3 separate regions of the Homo sapiens genome follow, and all the other regions are linked to region 1. A link is a contact called in ENCODE Hi-C or POLR2A ChIA-PET data. All regions are on one chromosome and are shown on one strand. Each heading gives the region's core, a stretch centred on a gene start or an enhancer-like site at or near the end of the contact. The rest is flanking DNA. Distances are from core to core; before and after follow the strand shown. Region 1 holds the start of ZNF708 (zinc finger protein 708). Region 2 holds the start of ZNF681 (zinc finger protein 681). Region 3 holds the start of ZNF91 (zinc finger protein 91).

The links. A loop is a pair of places that touch in the nucleus more often than their neighbours do. ChIA-PET counts read pairs that join two places held with the same protein, here RNA polymerase II (POLR2A). Pooled maps may share reads with other maps.
Region 2: a map with no recorded cell type shows a loop between it and region 1 (11-fold over the local background). The contact joins the promoter of ZNF681 here to the promoter of ZNF708 in region 1. A Hi-C loop is called at or near these places in 1 of 37 single-sample maps with no recorded cell type and 6 of 50 pooled maps. POLR2A ChIA-PET finds 5 or more read pairs at or near these places in 1 of 52 experiments (naive thymus-derived CD8-positive, alpha-beta T cell).
Region 3: a loop to region 1 is called in a map of B cell, with 9 times the contacts of the local background. The contact joins the promoter of ZNF91 here to the promoter of ZNF708 in region 1. A Hi-C loop is called at or near these places in 1 of 168 maps with a recorded cell type or tissue (B cell) and 11 of 50 pooled maps. POLR2A ChIA-PET finds 5 or more read pairs at or near these places in 4 of 52 experiments (CD4-positive, alpha-beta T cell, WTC11, activated naive CD4-positive, alpha-beta T cell and 1 more).

Annotation. Positions count from the first base shown.
Region 1 is chr19:21,325,962-21,331,119 of GRCh38, forward strand. ZNF708 (zinc finger protein 708) reads right to left here and starts at 3,449. Exons shown (of 4, transcript NM_021269.3): 1 at 3,249-3,449. The coding sequence starts at 3,251. RefSeq lists enhancers at 1,392-1,913, 3,002-3,201, 3,242-3,421, 3,306-4,294 and a silencer at 3,541-3,762.
Region 2 is chr19:23,755,824-23,760,981 of GRCh38, forward strand. It overlaps ZNF681 (zinc finger protein 681), which reads right to left and starts at 3,068. Exons shown (of 4, transcript NM_138286.3): 1 at 2,924-3,068. The coding sequence starts at 2,926. It also overlaps a transcript of RPSA2 not described here. RefSeq lists an enhancer at 2,748-3,266.
Region 3 is chr19:23,392,905-23,398,062 of GRCh38, forward strand. ZNF91 (zinc finger protein 91) reads right to left here and starts at 2,567. Exons shown (of 4, transcript NM_003430.4): 1 at 2,421-2,567. The coding sequence starts at 2,450. RefSeq lists an enhancer at 1,969-2,837.

The DNA.
Region 1 (5,158 bases), core at 2,199-4,698:
ATCCTCAACATCACTAATGATCAGGGAAATGCAAATCAAAACCACAATGCGATACCACCTTACTCCTGCAAGAATGGCCATGATCAAAAAATCAAGAAACAGTAGATGTTGGCATGGACGTGGTGAACAGGGAACACTTCTACATTGCTGGTGGGAATGTAAACTAGAAAAGCCACTATGGAAAACACTGTGGAGATTCCTTAAAGAACTAAAAGTAGGATTACCATTTGATCCAGCAATCCCACAATTGGGTATCTACCCAGAGGAAAAGAAGTCATTATTCGAAAAATATACTTGCACACGCATGTTCATAGTGGCACATTTCACAATAGCAAAATCATGGAACCAACCCAAATCCTCATCAATCAATGAATGGATAAAGAAACTGTGGTATATATATACAATGGAATACTACACAGCCATAAAAAATGAATTAACAGCATTTGCAGTAACCTGGATGAGACTAGAGACTATTATTCTAAGCAAAGTATCTCAGGAGTTGAAAACCAAACATGGTATGTTCTGTTATGTGGGAGCTAAGCTATAAGGATGCAAAGGCATAAGAATGATACAATGGACTTTGGGGATTTGAGGGGAAGAGTGGAAGGGGGACGAGGGATAAAAGACTACAAATTTGGTGCAGTGTATAATGCTCTGGTGATGGGTGCACCAAAATCTCATAAAATAGGCTGGGCGCGGTGGCTCATGCCTATAATCCCAACACTTTGGGAGGCCATGGCGGGTGGATCACTTGAGATCAGGAATTTGAGACCAGCCTGGCCAACATGGAGAAACCCCGTTCTCTACAAAAAATACAAAAATTAGCTGGGCATGGTGGCACGCCCACCTGTAATTCTAGCTACCCGGGAGGCTGAGGCAGAAGAATTGCTTGAACCCGGGAGGCAGAGGTTGCAGTGAGCCAAGATTGTGCCATTGCACTCCAGCCTGGGCAACAAGAGCAAGAGTCCATATTAAATATAAATATAAATACATATATATTTGATTATATATATATTCACAAAAAATACATCTGAGAAAATTCCTAAACTTACTCTAAGAAAGGAAAACTTAAATGAGAATTTCTCACAAATAAAATACATGATTAATATTAATTTTTTCTGAAATCCACCTCTTTTATGCCCTCTGTTAATATTTTCTTACCTTCCAAGTCCTATTAATAAAATGCAATTTACAGTTAAATAATGGAAGTCAACATAAGTGAACAAATCTTTTCAAGGTGACAAACCCAGGGAGTGGTAGTGCTAATTAGAAAACAGATGTGTCTAGACCGGGCGCGGTGGCTCACGCCTGTATTCCCAGCACTTTGGGAGGCCGAGGCGGGCGGATCACCTGAGGTCTGGAGTTTGAGACCAGCCTGACCAACATGGAGAAACCCCATCTCTACTAAAAATACAAAAACATTAGCTGGGTGTGGTGGCACATGCCTGTAATCCCAGCTACTCGGGTGGCTGAGGCAGGAGAATCGCTTGAACCTGGGAGGCGGAGGTTGCGGTGACCCGAGATCGTGCCATTGCACTCCAGCCTGGGCAACAAGAGTGAAACTCCACCTCAAAAAAAAAAAAAAAGAAAAGAAAGAAAACAGATGTGTCTGACTGATATTCACCCACCCCATTCTGCTCACCTTAAGTGCTCAATAACCACCCTCTCAGGAGACATTACACTATGCCCCAGGTGCATTTTACTTTGTAAGTTCTTGCACCATCTCACTTGGGTCAGGTTTTTCTTTGTCTTTTGGGATACTTTTTTTTTTCCACAAAATTTAGAGAATTCAGGGGGCAGAAATTATTTCTGTGTTTTCCCCTCAATACCAGCATCTGATTGGCTGACCAGCACTGTGTCTCCAAGAAATGGAAGCTGGGTTGGGTGAAGACAATCTTAATGTCTCAAGGGGTTAGCTTTTCAAAGGAAGAGTATGCCAGGAGATGCCTCTCAGCCCCAGGGCATCCACCTGCTCCCTTGAGAAGCTACACTCCATACCTCAGGTTGTCCTCAGGGAGAAAAATGACCCAGGAGCTGATATTCACTAGACACTCTAGCAGAAAAAGTCATGATGTGTATCTTGGTTTACTCCAGACAGTACTGAAACCCAGGACCAGGAAAAAACTGAAGGGTGGCTGAAGACACATCACTCCGTAAAGTTTCCAAAGAAAAACCTTCACCTGAAAACAAACATTCTGATAAGATTTCTGTGCCTGAGGAAGATAAAAAAAAAAAAGCCATAGAAATTTCATAAAATACAGTGTCAGGGAATTATTTTTTGCTTTCTTCTCATGAGAAATATTTTCAACCAGAAAACAATTTTAAGTGCCATCCAATGCTTTGTCAAAAAATGATTAACTAAAATACAGTATCAAAAATGTACACTAAAGGAAAAACAGTTGAGAATGTGAATTAGGAAAGGCAAGCTGGCATTTGGAAATGTCAGAAGGAACTAGAAATTTAGTATTTTAGTTTATTTGCAGTTTAAATCTAACTGCAGGCCAGAGTTAGGCTGGAGGAATGGGGCTGGGAGGTACACTTGAGACCCCGCTTGGAACGCATGTGAAAAATGCAGGGGAAAATCAGTCCCCTGTGGAGTGTGAGAATAATTAAGTGGCAGGCAATTACACTGAGGAGGCTCTAGTCCCCGGCTTTCTACTTAACAGCAACAGCTACGTAAATGTACCTAACCGATTATTAAATATAGTTTTCTTCATCATGCACCTTATAAAAAGTCTTTCCTTCAAGCTCCTCCCATGAACCACAAACTACAAAACATACTTTTGTGCTCTACAATTATTGAATCACTCTTTGATTAAATTCTTTAATATTTTTTGCGATGACTGCCACAGATTTTTAATAGGAGAAAATAGGAACCGGGAACCCCACAGACCAAAGCTCTTCCCATTCATGAACCCGACCCCAAGTCAGGATTCTCCCCTGACCACCCTCCCATGGTCCCTGCACAATCTGGGAGAGGCGCGGCGCTGCCGGTGCAGAGCCGCCCAGAGAGGGCTGCAGGCCAGGGCACAGTCACTGCGCAGGGAAGAGACAGGACGCCCGGGGGCCCGGCTGTCGGCGCAGCCGCCATCTTATGGCTGAAGGGGACTGAGGCCGAGCTAGGCAAGGAGAACTCGGAGCGCAGATTGTGGAGATGACTGCGGGGAGTCCTGAGTCCCGCCACAGCCACTTCCCACAGGTTTCAACCAGCCCTTCCCCTCTCTCGGGATGTCGGACGGCACTCTCACCATTTCTAGGCTTCCAGAGGGTCCTGGAGTCTTAGCTGTGGATCTCCCAATACCTGCAGGTCACAGAGCCACAGAGTCTGGGCCTCTAGGAGCAGAGGACAAACAGCAGTGAAGACGAGACCGGAGCTCCGGCTGCAGCAAGAGACAAAGGCCGCGCCAAACCCGGAAGCCGCCCTGTCCGGTCCAGCTGCGTGTCTGAGTGAACTGTCCCCAGCTCAGAGTCCCTGATTGGATAATGTTAAAACCCGCCCCTTCAGGCCCTGAGGGACGGAAGATGTGATCAGATGCTGGGCTGAATGAAGTGTGACAGCCTATGCTGCAGCCTTTTCAGGCAAGGCTTCCTCCCTGAGCTGAGCCAGGCCCACCCGAGAGGGTGTTTGCCTTTAATCTTGTGTATAAGGTCATATGCCCTTATAAATAATATGCTATATGGCTATTCACAAATGAAAAGAATATAATAACCCAATTGTTCTAAAAAAAATTTTTTTTTTGAGATTGAGTTTCACTCTTGTTGCCCAGGCTGGAGTGCAATGGCGCGATCTTGGCTCATCGCAACCTCCACCTCGCGGGTTCAAGCGATTCTCCTGCCTCAGCCTCCCGCGTAGCTGAGATTACAGGCATGCGCCACCATGCCCGGCTAATTTTTTTGTATTTTTAGTAGAGACGGGGTTTCTCCATGTTGGTCAGGCTGGTCTCAAACTCCAGACCTCAGGTGATCCTCCCGCCTCGGCCTCCCAAAATGCTGGGATTACAGGCATGAGCCACTGCGCCCGGCCCAACTGTTCTAAAATTTTATATTTTGTGACCTTCCTGACTTCTGGTCCTTTGAGCAGGCAGCCTGAGATTTTAAAAAGGAGGCAATTCTCTGAAATAAAATGTGAGCCACAAGTTGGGCGCTGTACCTCACGCCTGTAATCCCAGTACTTCGGGAGGCCGAAGAGGGTGGATCATCTGAGGTTCAGAGTTCGAGATCAGTCTGGCCAACATGGTGAAACCCCGTCTCTAAAACAATACAAAAAAATTAGCTGGGCATGGTGGCAGGCGCCTGTAATCCCAGCTACTTGGGAGGCTGGGGCAGGAGAATCGCTTGATCCTGGGCGGTGGAGGTTGCAGTGAGACGAGATCACGCCACTGCACTCCAGTATGGACAACAAGAGTGAAACTCTGTCTCAAAAAAAATAAATAAATAAAATAAAATCATAAAATGTGAGCCACATGTAAATTTTAAATTTTCTAGTAGCCAAACTTTATTTTATATTTTTATTTTTTTAGACGGAGTCTCACATTGTTGCCTGGGCTGGAGTGCAATGGCGCGATTTCTGCTCACTGCAACCTCTGCCTCCCGGGTTCAAGCGATTCTCCTGCCTCAGCCTCCCAAGTAGCTGAGATAAAAGGCGCTGGCCACCATGCCCGGCTAATTTGTAGCCAAACTTTAAAAAGAGTTTAGCTCTATTTTTAAAAAGAAACAAAGAACAGGTGAAATTGATTGTAACAATTTAACCCAATATATCGAAAATATTGTCATTTTAATATGTGAGAAATATGTAATTATTAATGAAGTGTGTCTATATATATGGAACTAAACCTTTGAAACTAACTCGTATTTTACCTTTCTAGCACATCGCAGTTCAGACCAGGCGCATTCCAGGCAGCCAGTAGCAACACAGGGCCAATAGCTGCTACATTGAAGTGCAGCTCTGACATCAGGAGGGTGAACGACCTGAACATCCCTTTTCTGCCGGAGGTGAGGAGAGAGCCTCTCCCTACCAACATCTCTCTTCGGTTCTGAGGGTAGAACAGACAGTGGTCATAGACAGAGCAGAGGGCAGGCCGGGCGGAGTGGCTCACGCCTGTAATCCCAGCACTTTGGGAGGCCGAGGCGGGCGGATCACGAGGTCAGGAGATCGAGA
Region 2 (5,158 bases), core at 1,818-4,317, 2.4 Mb after region 1:
ATTATCAAAAATTCAAGAAACAATACATGCTGGTGAGGCTGAGGAGAAATATGAATGCTTTTACACTGTTGGTGGGAATGTAAATTAGTTCAACCATTGTGGAAGACAGTGTGGTGATTCCTCAAGGATCTAGGAACAGAAATACCATTTGACCCAGTGATACCATTTCTGAGTATATACTCACAAGAATATAAATAATTCTACTATAAAGACACATATGTGGCTGGGCGCAGTGGCTCAACCTGTAATCCCAGCACTTTGGGAGGCTGAGGCGGGTGGATCATGAGGTCAGGAGATCGAGACCATCCTGGCTAACCTGGTGAAACCCCGTCTCTACTAAAAATACAAAAAATTAGCCGGGCATAGTGGTGGGCACCTGTAGTCCCAACTACTCGGGAGGCTGAGGCAGGAGAATGGCGTGAACCCAGGAGGCGGAGCTTGCAGTGAGCTGAGATGATGCCACTGCACTCCAGCCTGGGCGACAGAGCGACACTCTGTCCCCCCCCAAAAAAAGACACATATGTTATTGAATCACTATTTACAATAGCAAAGATATGGAACCAACCTAAATACCCATCAATGATAGAATGGATAAAGAAAATGTGGTACATACACAACCATGGAATACTATGCAGCCATAAAAAAGAATGAGATCATGTATTTTGCAGGGACCATGGATGCAGCTGAAAGCTATTATCCTCAGAAAACTAACACAGGAAGAGAAAACCAAACACTGCATGTTGTCACTCATTAGTAAGAGTTGAACAATGAGCACACATAAACACAAGGAGACAAACCATACACACCAGGGCCAGTCGGGGGGTGGAGGGACAAGGAGAGAAAGAGCATTAGGATAAATAGCTAATGCATGCCAGGTTTAAAACCTAGGTGATGGGTTGATAGGTGCAGCAAACCACCATGACACATGTACACATATGTCACAAACCTACACGTTCTGCACTTGTATCCCGAAACTTAAAGTAAAATAGAAAAAAAATATATTATAAAAGACTATACTTAGAAATAAATGATAATAAAAATTATACAAAAATTTATTTTTTTTTTGAGTTGGAGTCTCGCTCTGTCACCCAAGCTGGAGTGCCATGGCGTGATCTCGGGTCACTGCAACCTCTGTCTCGTGGGTTCACGCAATTCTCCGACCTCAGCCTCCAGAGTAGCTGGGATTACAGATGTCCGCCACCATGCCTGGCTAATGTTTGTATTTTTAGTAGAGATGGGCTTTCACCATGTTGGCCAGGCTGGTCTCTTTGCCAGGCTGGTCTCAAACTCCTCACCTCGTGATCCACTTACCTGAGCCTCCCAAAATGCTGGGATTACAGGTGTGAGCCACCTCACCTGGCTTATAAAAGTTATACAAGCTAAAAGTGCTGAGATACAACAAAAAGAAAAAGAAAAAAAATTATGTTACAGGGCACTGTGCCTGGGATAACACATTATGTAATTTAATTTTTATAACACCCTGGGAGCTGGTACTGTTTAATAATTCCCAGGATTTAGATGAAAAGCCCGGCATTTTTATTTCTTCTGTTTCTCTGTCATTGATTTTTTTTAAAAAGTATACACAATAAAAGCTAAATATAGACAGAGAGGAATGCGGAAAGAATTTAATGTATTTTAGAGAAATTTATATTGTGTCTGTTTACTTGTTTGTGACTTGTAGAGCAACTACTAGATCTGTAAGAATAGAAAACAAGTTGCTAGATAGAATGCAAGCACTAGTTTTAATAAAAAATTATAACCATAAAATATATACTTTATTTTTTTAATTTATCTGCTTTTGTGTTTCAGGAATTGTAAGCACCAGCCCTAGCAGCAGAATTCACCAGCCAAAACTCCGATCTCCAAAAATCAGTTCTATGAGGCAAGACTTAAGGGTAGGGCCAGACCTAAATAAGGCCTCCAAAAAGGTGAACCTGAGCAGAACTGGGGCAGGGAGTGGACTCTATATAGAATTCTGTTCTCTATGCCACTGGGGTATTTCCAGTTCTGTTTTTCCTAAACTTACCTTAAAAAAAAAATCCTTAAATCTCAGAGTTTGTATAATTTTAATCTTTCTTAGACCCTGCCCTATCAATTATATGACATATACTAATAAGCAATTTGAACACATTTATAAAGGTTTTCTAGGGTAATTTTATTAAAAGATAAATATGTATTAACAAGGTAAAAGAAATGGAAATAGAAATAATTCTTCTGTCTATAAATATCCCTTCAGGTGATGACATCGCAAGTCACAATTATATAAAGTGGCACAAATAGAGCCCAAATTTTCTGCACACATCTATTTATTGTACCAATTATATGATGCTTAATTTAACCATTTATCCAGTTGCTAGACTAAAAGCTCCTGGATTGTAGGGACCATGACTGCTTCATCTATTTTTCTAATGGCCATATGAAAAGAAAACAATTTAGCCGGGCGTGGTGGCAAATGTCTGTAATTACACCTACTCGGGAGGCTGTCTCGGCCTCCCAAAGTGCTGGAATTACACGCGCGAGCCACCGCGCCAGGCCTTTTGACTCTCATACATTTTTAATGAAAGGAAAGAGAGACTAGGAACGCCACGGACCAAAGCTCTTCCCATTCATGAACCCGGCACCCGTCAGGATTCGCCCCTGACGACCCTCCCGTGGTCCCTGCACAATCTGGGAGAGACCCGGCGCTGCGGATGCAGAGCCACCCAGAGAGAGCTGCAGGCCAGGACACAGTCACTGAGCAGGGAGGAGAAAGGACGCCCGGGGGGCTGGCTGTCAGCGCAGCCGCCATCTTATGGTCCAAGTGGACTGAGGCCGCCTGGGCGAGGAGAACTCAGGGCGCAAATTGTGGAGCTGACTGCGGCGAGGTCTGAGTCCCGCCACAGCCCCTTCCCCTCTCTCGGGATGTCGGACCCGACATTCTCACCATTTCTAGGTTTCCGGGGGACCTGGCGTCTTAGCTATGGATCGCCAATACCTGCAGGTCAGAGGGCCATAGAGGCTGGGCCTCTAGAAGAAGAGGACACAGAGCAGTGAAGACGAGACCCGGAGCTCGGGCTGAAGGGAGAGACAAAGGCCCCGCCAATCCCGGAAGCCGCCCTGTCTGCTCCAGCTGCATGCCTGATTGGACAGTTCCCAGCCCAGCGTCCCTGACTGGATAATGATTAAAACCCCACCCCTCAGGTCCTGAGTGACAGAAGATGTGATCAGATGCTCTGCTGAATGAAGACTAACAACGTAAGTTGCAGCGTTTTCAGACAGGGCTCCCTCCCTGAGCTAAGCCAGGCCCACCCAACAGGGTATTTGCCTTTAACCTTCTGTGTAAGGTCACATGCATTTCAAATAATATACTAGATAGCTATTCAAAAATAAAAATATATATAATAACAATTATTTTAATATTTCATCTTTTATGACCGTCCTGGTTTCTGGCAGCCATAGTCCCTACCCCGACAGCCCCCAGCCCAGATGGCATTCAAATCTTCCTGGATGGGCTTGATGCCCGTCACTCACGCGCTCTTTAGCACTGCGTTGTGTTGGTTACTCAGGCCTGGGAGAGGTGGTGGGGATTGTAGATCCAGGGTAGGAGCCACCTTACACCCAGAGTTCACCTGGCCACATGCCAGCAAGGAAGCCCATGAAGCACAGCCCTAGACACTGAGCCTCGGCACCTCCAGCTGCACTTTCTATTTATATATCAGGTTTTTTTTTTTTTTTTTTTGAGACGGAGTCTCGCTCTGTTGCCCAGGATGGAGTGCAGTGGCACAATCTCAGATCACAACAACCTCTGCCTCCTGGGTTCAAGTGATTCTCTTGCCTCAGCCTCCCGAGGAGCTGGGACTACAGGTGCGTGCCACCATGCCCGGCTAATTTTTGCATTTTTAGTAGAGACGGGGTTTCACTATGTTGGCCAGGCTGGTCTTGAACTCCTGACCTCGTGATTGGCCCGCCTCAGCCTCCCAAAGTGCTGGGGTTACAGGTGTGAGCCACCGCGCCCGGCCTATATATCAGGTTTTTAAAACCATAAATAAACAGACACAAAAGCAGCCACTTTGATTGAGGAGAAAGTGGGAGCCTAAAGCAGCTGACCCTCAAACAGCTTTGCCAAGCCTCAGGCCAGGCCAGGCCATCTCAACACTCCAAGGCTACATGATAGTTACAGAGGACGACAGTTCCCATAGGTACTTGTCAAGCACTGTGCTAGCTTCTCAGTCACAGAGTCTCAGAATTTCTCCTTGCCAATACCCTGTGAGGGGAGGCCCTAACTCACTAGAGCACAGGAGGTTCCTAAGCTCTTCCCAGGAAATGGTTAACAAAGTGTGGAGCTGGGGGAAAACCCAGTCAGAACAAATGACTTCCCAGGGTCTCCCTTGACTCCATCCCTATCTCCACATGGGGCCAGGAGGTGAAGCGAGCCCCCTAACCCCCTCCATTCCACTCTCTCCTCAAAGTGGCTGTTTTTGTGTTTTCTTATTTATGGGATTTCAAAAGCCTGATTTTTAATTTTGAGTAGTTTCAGGCTTGTATGGGTGTATTTGTATAGGCTTTATTAGAAGGAAGAGGGCTTAAGACAATAACATTTTTAAAATGTCTCAGTGGGGAATAGACTTCCATGTCATGAACGATGATGTTGACCTCCTTCTGCTGTCTTTGTGCAAAGTATAAATAGTGTGAGAATTGGCATGTGCTGGGTTGTGGTTTCAGTGTGGGAGGGCAGTTCCTTAAGATGGAAACCAAATCTCACCGAGCTGTAGCAGCCACACTCACCTTTTATCACATTCCCCACCATAGTCTTTCACTTTTCTTCTGTGCTTAAATTTCTTTCAACATATATATATATATATATATATTTTTTTTTTTTTAAGACAGAGTCTTGCTGTGTTGCCCAGGCTGGAGTGCAATGGTGCAGTCTCGGCTCACTGCAACCTCTGCCTCCCAGGTTCAAGCAATCCTCCTGCCTCAGCCTCCTGAATAATTGGGATTACAGATGCGTGCCACCACACTGGGCTAATTTTTGTATGTTTAGCAGAGTTGGGGTTTTACCATTTTGGGCAGGCTGGTCTCGAACTCCTGACCTCAGGTGATCTGCCCACCTCGGCCTCCCAAAATGCAGGGATTACAGGTGTAAGCTACCATGCCTGGCAAACATACATATTATTTT
Region 3 (5,158 bases), core at 1,317-3,816, 2.1 Mb after region 1:
GAGATTGTCCCATCCCATCCTGCTCACTTAAGTGCTCAATAACCCCCTCTCAGGAGACTCTGAACTATGCCCCAGTGAGTGCCTCAGGCACATTATACTCTGCAAGTTCTTACGCCATCTAACTGGGGTCAGTTTTTTGGTTTTTTGGGTTTTTTTTTGTTTTTTGTCTTTTGGAGTGCTGGGTATTTTTTTTCTAGAAATTTTTTTACTATTTTTCTTGCACTATTTTTCTGCCCCCTAAAGGAATCCAGGAGGCAGAAATTATTTGTTTTCTCCTCAATACTAGTATCTGATTGGCTGGCCAGCAATGTGTCTCCAAGAAATGAAAGCTGAATTGGGTGAAGGCAATATTAATGTCTCAAGGAATTAACTTTAAAAAAAAGTGCACCAGGAAATGCCTCTCAGCCTCAGGGCATCCACGTCCACACTTGAGAAGCTAAACTCAATACCTCAGGTTGTCCTATGAGAGAATATGACCCAGAAGCTGATATTCACTAGACACTCTAGCACACATAGCCATGGTGGGTATCTTGGTTTATCCCCATACAGTACTGAAATCTAGGTCCAAGAAAAAACTGAAGGGTGACTGAAGACACATCACCCTATACAGTTTCCAAAAGGAAAACCTGACCCAAAAACATTCTGGTAAGATAGCTGCGTCTAGGGAAAATAGACGAAAAAAACGCACAGAGATATTTTACCATACAGTGTCAGGAGATTATTCTTTGCTTTCTTCTCACAGGGAGTATTTACCAAAAAAAACAAATCTTTTTAAATGTGCCATCAAATGCTTTGTCAAAAAAAAAATTAATTGGCCAGATGCGGTGGCTCACGTCTGTAATCCCAGCTCTTTGGGAGGCCGAAGTGGGCAGACCAGCTGAGGCCAGGAGTTCGAGACCAGCCTGGCCAACATAGTGAAACCCTGTCTGTACTAAAAATACAAAAATTAGCCAGACGTGGTCGTGGGCACCTGTAAGTCCAGCTACTTGGGAGACTGAGAGAGGAGAATCATTTGAGCCCAGTAGGCGGAGGTTGTAGTGAGCCTAGTGCGTCACTGCACTCCAGCCTGGGTGACAGAGCAAGGCTCTGTCTCAAAAATTAAAAATAAAAATGATTAAAATCGGTATCAAAATGTACACTACAGGACAAATAGTTGATAAAGTGAATTAGGGAGGGGAAATTGGCATTTGGGAATGTCAGACGAAACTGGAAATTTAGTATTTTACTGCAAGCCAGAGTTAGGCTGGAGGAACAGGGGATGAGGGGTGGACTTGAGGCCCTGCTTGAGACACATGTAAAAAATTCAGGGAAAAATCGTCCCCTTTTGAGTGTGAGAAAAATTAAGTGGCAGGCAATTAGATTGAGGTGGCTCTAGTCCTCGGATTTCTACTTCTAAAAATAAAAATCTAAACTCAAGAGCATTTTTTGGTAAATTACTACATTGGCAGAAGCAAAATTTAGGCTTAAGCAACTATAAACTGCCAATTAAGCTCTGATTACATAAGAAGGATATTTCCACCTAGATTGTAAAAATTAAGAAACTAGGCCAGGTGCGGTGGTTCACGCCTGTAATTCCAGCACTTTCGGAGGCCAAGGTGGGTGGATCACCTAAGGTCAGGAGTTCCAGACCAGCCTGGCCAACAAGGTGAAACCCCGTCTCTCCGAAAAATAAAAAAATTGGCCTGGTGTGGTGGCAGGCGCCTGTAATCCCAGCTACTAGGGCTGAGGCAGGAGAATCGCTTGAACCCGGAAGGCAGAGGTTGCGGTGAGCCGAGATCACGCCACTGCACTCCAGCCCGCGCGAGAGAGCAAAACTCCTTTTCAAAAAACAAAACAAAACAAAACCTACATAACTGTACCTAGCAAATTACTGAATTTGGTTTTCTTTACCATGAACCTTATAAAAATATCTCCTTCAAGGCCTTTCATAGACCACAAATTACAAACCATAGCTGGGTGCTCTACAATGTTTGAATCACTCTTTGATTAAATTATTTAATCTTTTCGCGGTGACGCCCATAAATTTTTAATAGAAAAAAAGAGGCCCTGGGAACCCCACGGACTAAAGTGCTTCCTATTCATGAGCCAGCACCTCCAGTCAGGATTCTCCCCTGACGACCCTCCCGTGATCCCTGCACAATCTGGGAGAGACGCGGCGCTGCGGGAGCAGAGCTGCCCAGAGAGGGCTCCAGGCCAGGACACAGTCACTGGGCAGGGAAGAGACAGGACGCCCGGAGCCCGCCTGTCAACGCAGCCGCCATCTTATCGCTGAAGGGGACTGAGGCCGAGCTGGGCAAGGAGAACCCGGGCACGGATTGTGGAGCTGACTGAAGGAAGGCCTGAGGCTCGCCACAGCCGCATCCCACCGGTTTCAACGAGCCCCGTTCCCTCTCTCGGGACGTCGCACCTGGCAGTCTCACCATTTCTAGGCTTCCAGGGGTTCCTGGCATCTTAGCTGTGGCTCTCCAATACCTGCAGGTCACAGGGCCACACAGGCTGGGCCTCCTGGAGCAGAGGACACAGAGCAGTGAAGTCGAGACCTGGAAACTCCGGCGGCAGCGAGAGACAAAGGCCCAGCCACATCCCGGAAGCCGCCCTGTCCGCTCCAGCTTTGTGCCTGATTGGACAGTTCCCAGCCCAGCGTCCCTGATTAGATAACGTTTAAGGCCCCGCCTTCTCAGGCCCTGAGTGACAGAAGATGTGATCAGACACTGGGCTGAATGAAGAAAGAGTGACAGCGTAGGCTGCAGCCTTTTCAGGCAGGGCTTCCTCAGCTCAGCCAGGCCCACCTCAGAGCATGGGAAAATCCTCTCTCTTCTTTGCTCTCTTTCAATGTATTCAAAATGTGAACAAAAATATTTGATGTATATTAATAATACATAAAATTTTTGTTCCAGAGAAAATCAACTTTTACTTTATTGTGTATTATCAATAATAAAGCTAATTTGATAAAACATTGTAAGTCTCTCAGCCGGGCGCCGTGGCTCACACCTGTAATCCCAACACTTTGGGAGGCCGAGGCAGGTGGATCTCCTGAGGTCAGGAGTCCGAGACCAGTCTGGCTAACATGGTGAAACCCCATCTCTACTAAAAATACAAAATTATTGAGCATGGTGGTGCGTGCCTGTAATCCCAACTACTCGGGAGGCTGAGGCAGGAGAATTGCTAGAACCCGGGAGGCCAAGGTTGCAGTAAGCCTAGATCGCGCCAATACATTCCAGACTGAACAATAAGAGTGAAATTCCATTTCAAAAAAATGAAAAATAAAATATAAAAATTAGCTGAGCATGGTGGCACACGTCTGTAATCCCAGCTACTCCGGAGGCTGAGGCAGGAGAATCGCCTGAACCCGGGAGGCGGAGGTTGTAGTGAGTTGAGATCATGCCACTGCACCCCAGCAAAAAATAAAAATAAAAATACATTAAAATTTTTTTGACCTCTCTAGATTTTTATACATATTTTATGATCTCTTATAATTTTTTAATTTTTTTTTTTTGAGACTGAGTCTTGCTCTGTGGCCCAGGCTGAAGTCCAGCGGCACGATCTCGGCTCACTGCAACCTCTGCCTTTCAGGTCCAAGGGATTCTCCTCCCTCAGCCTCTGGAGTAGCTGGGATGACAGGTGCACCACCACACCTGACTAATTTTTTGTATTTTTAGTAGAGATGCGGTTTCACCATGTTGGCCAGGCTGGTCTCGAACTCCTGGCCTCAGGTGATCCACCTGCCTTAGCCTCCCAAAGTAGTGGGATTACATGGGTAAGCCATGATGCCGGTCCATTGTTTAACTTTTTATATTTCATTTTAATCTACATTATTTTTACTTTTTCAATTTGAAGGAACCTTTAAGTAATTTCAAAGCAGACAAATGTTTCTAACTTTCTTCATCAAAAGCATATTTTGCTTTTGTTTATACTCTCTCTATTTTCTTTTAATTTCCAAGAGAGAAGCTTGTTCTGTCACCCAGGCTGAAGTGCAGTGGCATGATTTCAGCTCACTGCAACCTCCACCTCCCAGATTCAAGCGATTCTCCAGCCTCAGCTTCTGGAGTAGCTGGGATTACAGGCGTGCGCGATCATGCCCGGTTTATTTCCTTATTTGAAGTAGTGACTGGAATTTGCCATGTTGCTCAGGCTGGTCTCGATCTCCTAAGCTCAAAATGATCTGCCTATCTCGGCCTCCTAAAGTGTTGGGATTACAAGGCGTGAGCCACAACACCTGGCCTTAAACATTCTCTTTGAAGAATTAGTTTTTTTACATCTAGTGGTCTTTTATTAATTACATTAACCCTTAACAAACTAATTTTTAGTGAAATCCCTAGGAAGTAATTTTGAACTGTTTTATATTAATATTTGTAGATAAAAAACATTTATATATTTTAATGTTAAATACAGTGAGTTCTAAATTGCTCTTCAAAGAATCAGTATGTCAGTATATTCAGCTCCCTGTTCTTCATTCTCCATTTTAAAGTTTAACTTCTTTGTTGTTTTTGTCTCCAGTTTTAGTAAACAACCTTCCCGCCAGTTCTAATCAGTAGTTTACATCTGTACCCCTGGTCACCTGCTCCATCCTGAGTCACCCCTGGTCACCTGCTCTGACCTGAGTCACCTTGGTCACCTGTTCCATAACAGTAGTTCCCACCCAAACTGCTCACCCCACCACTCTGGCTTGTACTCCTCCTCTCTTTAAAATAGCCAATGGGAATTAGCTTAGACTGTGCAGTCCAACCCTAGCCAATAGGGGAATGACACAGCAGTAGGGGCTACCTGCATCAGGGCTAAGAACTCCTTTCCCTCCCTTGTTCAGGTGTGCTCTTGCCATTGCTCCATTCGCAAGATGCACCCTTCTATAAAAGTAAATATTGTCTTGCTGAGAAAATTTACATTCAAGTACTATTTCCTTTGCGGCATCAAAAATTTGCTTCTAACATTTAATAAAAGATTTTTTTTTTAATTTTCTGTAAACGAATCTAAATATAGTTAGCTTTTTTATAACATATTAAAGATTCTGGGCTGGGTGCAGTGGCTCACGCCTGTAATCCCAGCACTTTGGGAGACTGAGGTGGGTGGATCATGAGGTCAGGAATTCAAGACCAGCCTGGCAAATATGGTGAAACCCTGTCTCTGCTAAAAAATACAAAAATTAGACAGGCATGGTGGC